Regions from separate parts of the Homo sapiens genome. Here region 2 is linked to region 1. The links are chromatin contacts, found by Hi-C or POLR2A ChIA-PET in ENCODE. All regions are on one chromosome and are shown on one strand. The core of a region is the stretch at or near the end of the contact, and the rest is flanking DNA. Distances in the headings are between cores, read along the strand shown. Region 1 holds the start of PARVG (parvin gamma). Region 2 has its middle 13 kb from the start of SHISAL1.

The links. A loop is a pair of places that touch in the nucleus more often than their neighbours do. ChIA-PET counts read pairs that join two places held with the same protein, here RNA polymerase II (POLR2A). Pooled maps may share reads with other maps.
Region 2: a map with no recorded cell type shows a loop between it and region 1 (5-fold over the local background). The contact joins the enhancer-like site here to the promoter of PARVG in region 1. A Hi-C loop is called at or near these places in 1 of 168 maps with a recorded cell type or tissue (OCI-LY7), 10 of 37 single-sample maps with no recorded cell type and 8 of 50 pooled maps. POLR2A ChIA-PET finds 5 or more read pairs at or near these places in 1 of 52 experiments (WTC11).

The regions. Positions count from the first base shown.
Region 1 is chr22:44,179,109-44,182,174 of GRCh38, forward strand. PARVG (parvin gamma) reads left to right here and starts at 1,817. Exons shown (of 14, transcript NM_022141.7): 1 at 1,817-2,077; 2 at 2,634-2,809. RefSeq lists silencers at 1,078-1,127, 2,298-2,427 and enhancers at 1,804-2,534, 2,535-3,066.
Region 2 is chr22:44,324,591-44,327,656 of GRCh38, forward strand. It overlaps a transcript of SHISAL1 not described here. Among named protein-coding and RNA genes, the nearest start is that of SHISAL1, 13 kb to the left of the region's middle. Within about 2 kb of position 1,566, at least 3 of the 41 ENCODE cell types and tissues checked have a DNase peak (open chromatin) inside an H3K27ac peak, as active enhancers do.

The DNA.
Region 1 (3,066 bases), core at 567-3,066:
ATTTCACACCGTGTCTCTGAAAAAAAAAAAGGCTGGAATAATTCCCTTCTATCCATGCCTTTCTCTTAATTGGGGTTTGGGGGTGCTTGGACTTATCTCCATGTTACTCTTCCAATTCTTAGAGTCCCTCTCTTCCCCTAAACAATGCTCTACACACAAGAGGCTTTGTGAGTTGTGGATTTAGTCTGTTGTAACTCCACACCATACAGGATTAGATTTCGCATCTGATTCTTACATCAGCCCTGCAGCCCCAAGAGATGAGAGATAGCTTTGAGGGCTATCAGAGAACTCCCTGTATTCTGCACATACCTTGAGCTGAGAATGTAAAGCCCTGGGACTGTCCTTTTCTTGCTTTAAACTCTTTGGTGTGATGATAACAAGCTCACCCCACAGTCCTTAGATAACCTGTGCTCGTATTGCGTATGGAAGCCACAACTCTGCCAAAGCCACAATTTAATAGGTACTTCGTTCTGAGTGATGACAGGTAATTATTTTGCCATCACAGGCTACGATCTATTAGAACTCCATTCTCTAACAGTTACTAGGTCCCCACTGCCTTTAAATCAACCAGAACAAGTAACCAATCCCAGTTCCCATCCTGGAGGTCGTGTTGCCTGCAATTGTTTCTGGTAACAAATCCGAAGTTAATTGGGATTCAGTTGCCGATGATTAGAGTCTCTTCAGTTGTTTGGAGGAGAAAGGAATCTAACATAGGAAGCTGTGTGATTCTCAAGCTGTTGGAAGGCTGGAGGCAGCGCCTCCAGCAAGGACTCTTGGAAGAATACTGCAGAGCTGGCTCCTGAAGGAAGCTGCCGAGTCAGGCTGGCCCTAGAAGCATGCTTTCTGGGTTGAATGCTTTAGGTTCACCTCTGCAGATCCACTCCCCACCATTTTCTCTCCTCACATCTATGGGCCGCAGCAGGGGACTTCTTTTCTCTGGCTTCTGGCTGGATGTGGGCAGGGGAGGCCCTGGCAGGAGGGAGGAGAGTGAGGCTTGGTCATTGATTCCTCCAGCTGTGCCCTTCTGCTGGTTCACCATGAGCTGGCTGTGTCCCTCTACCAAAGGCCACAGCTCCTATCCCGAGGCCCCTCTTAGAGCTTCAGTGATTCTGTTCCTGGGCTCTGCCACCCACTCCCTCCTTCACCCTCTAGGTTTTGAAGAAGTAACAGCTCCCCATGTTGCTAGCCTGGGGTGTAGCACTGTCTCTTCTGGGTTCCTTTAACCCTGCCCCAGCTGTCCCTTTATTAAACAGTCTTCAGTTAGCACATGGGAATATACCGTCTCTTTGCTGCTGGGACTGTGACTGCTGCTACATCTATGTGGCTGTGATCCAGAGTCAGAAGCCACCACCAGAACCACTGTGTCCAGAGCTGGGCTGAGCCTGCTACACACGCCCCAGCAAAATAGGTCCTGCACGGTGGCTTCTCTCCCCACCTGTTACAAGCCCCAGTCTAGCACGGGCACTTCAGAATGGCAGGGACTGACTCATGTGCCTCAGTGTCTTCCTCTGTAATATGGGGGTGATGATTGTACCTACCTCACAAGGAAGTTTCCAGTAAAATGAAAGCCCTTAAAATTATGTTTGTTTCATCACCAATGACTCCATAAATATTAGCAACAATACCAGTACTAAGTTTTGTCATTTTTTATTAACTTCTTGTAAACGACCCTACTTTCCTGCTCTCACACACTCCTTACACCTGCATCCCACCTGATTTAGCCACTTTCTGCCTAACCTGTCAGAAAGGGTAGATAGCTTCCCAGTCACCTGTTGCTAGGGAAACTCACCATTTCAGCCCGGATGGTGAAGATTCCAGCTTGAGAGACCAGCTCGGGTCTGAAGTGTTTCTCTATCTACTGTGCTGAGATCTCTCCTTCTCGAACCCTGCTATGCCTTTGCATACGCTGTTTTCTCCACCTGCCACGTTCTCACCCCTTCTTCTTCCACTGCAAACTCCTATGCAGCCGTCAAGGCCCCATTCTCCTCTGGAAAGCCTTCCCGATCCCCTTGGCAACAACCACCACCAATATTTATTCACTGAGCCCACTTTGTGCCAAGCATTGTTCTAGACACGGGTATGTAACCGCGATTGAGAGAGACAGACCACGCACAGCCTGGATTTTATTTTAAGAGCTATTGGGTGCCGTTGGTGGGTTTGAGTGAGTGGGGTCAGGAAGTGACTCACTCCTCCGAGGGCTTGTGGGAGCCTCAGCTCAGGGGCGGGCAGGGGGCGTGGGGAAGTCTGCAGCCGAGAGTCCAGGTAGGAGTCTCCTGCGTGGTCCCGGGAGAGGAAGGGGCCTGGCCCGGGGCGGGGTGTGGAGGTGGGAGGACGGCGGTGCGGGATGGAGGGTGGAGGCCAGGCTGACAGGGTGCTGGTGGTGGGTTGCGGGGGTCGACCCCAGGCTCTGGCCTATGTAGCTGCCATTTTGGAGGTGAACAGCCTGCGGGGAAACTGGCATGGTTTGGGGAAGGCGGGGAGAGGGGGAGAAATGAAAGCATTGAGTTTAAGTGGCCTGCAGAACCCCGGGGGCCCAGGCGGCACGGCGGGCGCTGGGGCTCCGGGCAGAGCTTTCTGGAGGTTTGTGGCAGCTTCACTTTCACGGCATCCACCCCCCTCGGGCCCTGCCGCAGAGAGGAGGAAGCTCCTGCCGGCTGAGCGGGCCTGGAGGAAGTGAGCAGCGGGGCTCCTGCCTCCCGGCCTGGTCCCCGAAGACCCCAGAAGAACCCGGAACTTGCTTCCATTCGGAATCCAGGGACCACCCTTTGCACTCAGTAGGCCTTTGTTTTCCTGCGTGGAAAGCGGTTGGGTGAGTTCTGGCATCGGGGCCACCATACTTGAGTGTTGGGGGTCACGGAGGGAGGGGCCCAGACACCACCTGGGAAGGATCCCAGAGTGCAGTCCCAGCCCAGGCCACCCGGGGAAGGGAGTCGGTAAAGTGGGACCTTGAGTCCCCACGGCCCCTCCGGCTGCCCCTGCTCAGAGGCTGCTCGGCGTCCTCCCTCCCTGTTCTACTGAGGAGTTGCCGCCTCTGAACTTCAGCCAACCCCTCCGTCTCCAGGTGAA
Region 2 (3,066 bases), core at 316-2,815, 150 kb after region 1:
ATCTGGTCTCACAATAACCCATTTTGCAGGTAAGGAAACTGAGGCTCCAGGGGTTATATAACTTGCCCAAGGTCACAAAGTGAGGAGCAAGCAGCGGAGACTTGTCTATGTGAAATCCCAGCATAGCCTCGGGAATTCCAGGCTGCTCTTGGGGAAGGAGGCAGCCTGCCTGAGATCAGCACCCGGAGCCTCCCTCTGGCCCGTTGTCCTGAGGATAGGGCTCATCTCAGCTGCACGGCTCATTCTCCAAAGGCCTTTCTGTCCTAGGGATCAGATTCCAGGCAGCTGCACCCAGCTGATGCTACACTGCCACACTCCAGCCCAGCGCCCAGAAGCTTGAACAATTTAAACAGCAAAGGCCCTGCTGGAGGGCTGGGTGCAGTGGCTCATGCCTGTAATCCCAGCACTTTGGGAGGCCAAGGTGGGTGGATCATCTGAGGTCAGGAGTTCAAGATCAGCCTGGCCAACGTGGCGAAACCCTGTCTCTACTAAAACTACAAAAATTAGCTGGGCATGGTGGTGGGCGCCTGTAATCCCAGCTACTAGGGAGGCTGAGGCAAGAGAATCGCTTGAACCCAGGAGGTGGAGGTTGCAGTGAGCTGAGATTGAGCAACTGCACTCCAGCCTGGGTGACAGAGAGAGACTCCGTCTCAAAAGAAAAAAAAAAAAAAAGACCCTGCTGGACTCTCACTGAGCTGAAGGCTGAACCTGGACCTTCTGGGACTTGGGATGATGCCAGGCTTCCTGCAAATGGGCAGAGAGAGGCTCCATCAGCACATTTTCTGGACGCAGAGACCGAGGCTCAGAGCTGGCAGCCCCAGCATGGGCATCACCGGGACCCAGGTCTTGAAGCCCAGCCCCTCTTGCAGCCAGGGAGTTCGGTTCCCGTGGAGGGAGAAAGGGGCCTTTCTAGACTTTGGAATTCATGTCTGTAGTTCTTTAAGTTTTAGAATTTCTATAGAATAACTTATTCTATTTGCTCTCAACCCGCACAGAGCCCATGAGATCCAGGGCCTTGGGTTTCAGAGTCCCGCCTGGCTGCGACTCTGGCCACCTTGCTTCCCATCTCTGGGCTCAGCTCTCTCCTTTAGGGAAACTTGGCCTGCCTTGGGCTACCCAAGGGCAGTGGAAAATAATGGATATGAAAGGGCTTTGTAAAAAGCCACATGTCCAGCCAGGTTGTCACAAAGGAACCTTCATAACGAGAAGCCACATCCGTGTGAGACCCACACCAAGAATTTCCTCAGGCTGCTCCTCTTCCCGAAATGCCCCTCTGCCTTCTTCTACTTGGCACGCTCCTACACACCTATCAAGACCCAAGCCGAAATTTACTTCTACCAGGAAGCCCTCCCTGACCCCTCTCAGGGGCTTTTCTTTAGTTCTCCTTCCCTTCCCCCAACAAACACACTGCAAAACTCACCAGGGAAGGACCCTGTTTCAAATCGCCCCTCCTCGCCCCAGAACTTGGTAGACGCTCCAGAAATGTGGAATGAATGAACACTAAATGCATTTCTTTCGGTCTGTAAATCCAGCTGCACACGTACAATTCTCCCGACAAAGGAAAGGAACCCAAAGTGAAAGCAAATCACCATCGTTTCCGTGACAAGCTCCGGGAGCCTCAGAGGAAATTCTCGCGCTGGATTATGGAAGGAATTTGCCTTTATTTTTAATTTGTGCCAATATCTAAGAAAACGGCACTTTATTTTGAGCCCATCAGGCGACAACGAGGAGCTTCGGAATCTGGCACGGGAGACAAACTTTCCCAGTCCAATTTCCCAATGCAAATCTCTCCTCCGCGGCAGAGCCGGCCATCCCCTCCCTCTGCTGGGCATCTCTCTGAGGCTTGCCAGGGAGGAATAATCAGATTATGTAGCTGGGTTTTCAAAGATCACGGTTTGTCTCATTTTCCAGGGAAGTGTGACCAAAAAAAAATTTTTTTTCCCTCCCAGGGCTCTGTTAAGAGCTTCCAGAACTTAATTCAGTGTTAAATGGGTGTAATTTGGGAAACTCATGCATTATTTCTTAATTTCTGGAGGCAGCCGTTTGCACACATCTGTTGGGGTAGGTGTGCGTGCAGGCAGATGGGTGGTGACTGGAGTATGTGCCCCAGATGGGAGGGGAAGGAGAGCAGGCTGGGGGGTATGGGCTGTCGATGTAAACGCCCTGTTCAGGTTGATGTCGAAAAATATAGGACTGGAGGCATTTACATTTCATCTCAGCTTCTGCTTCTGTGGATGGCTAGGCAGGGAGCGATTCTGAAGCCCTTTCCTAAAAGGAGTGCCTCGGTGGGCTTCAGTGTAAATTTCATCATCTAGGAAATGTTTGTACTCCTCCCCACACCCCCGACTCCCCAAAGCTCCTCAAGGCCTCTGGACAATGTCCACCATGTCTGCAATATAGGCTTGAACATCCTTGGCCCTCAAGAATCCCCAGTTCACTGTGTGACCTTGAACACGGTCCCAGCCCTCTCTGGGCCTCAGTGTCCCCATCTGAATATGGGGAAGCAGATCGGTTTCAGCCCCCTCCACCAGCAGTTCCTGGGGCCTCTCCCCATCACAGCACAGCACACGAGGCTCAGGCCTGCTGCTGGCACTGTCTCTGTCTACCACCCTGCCCACCCCCTTGAGGGCTGTGGAGAGTGGGGGGCGCGCACACACACACACACACACACACACACACACACACACACACGTGCGCGTACACCAGAGACCCTGCCTGGGCCTGGTCTGACGCTTTCAGAGGCACTGTGTCCTGAGGGGCTGAACGAGAAAACCTGGGCTTGTGGGAAGTGGGGACGGCCCGTGACTGGGGAAGTCAGGATGAACATTTCTGACCTGGCCACAGCTAAGAGGAAAAGGAGGAAGGGGCTCATGATAACTGGGGTGGGGGGACAGAAGGCACATCAGTAGGGCCAGTGGGACATCCACAGCCCCAGCTAGAGAATGATTTATTCATAGAGTCAATCGTTAAACAGGTTGGCTGGAAGCTGCCCGGGGGTGGGTCTCAGTGACCTTGGAGTCTCCTCCACCTCCCTAGGGGGTTCATGCTTAGGGGTCAAGGAATGTG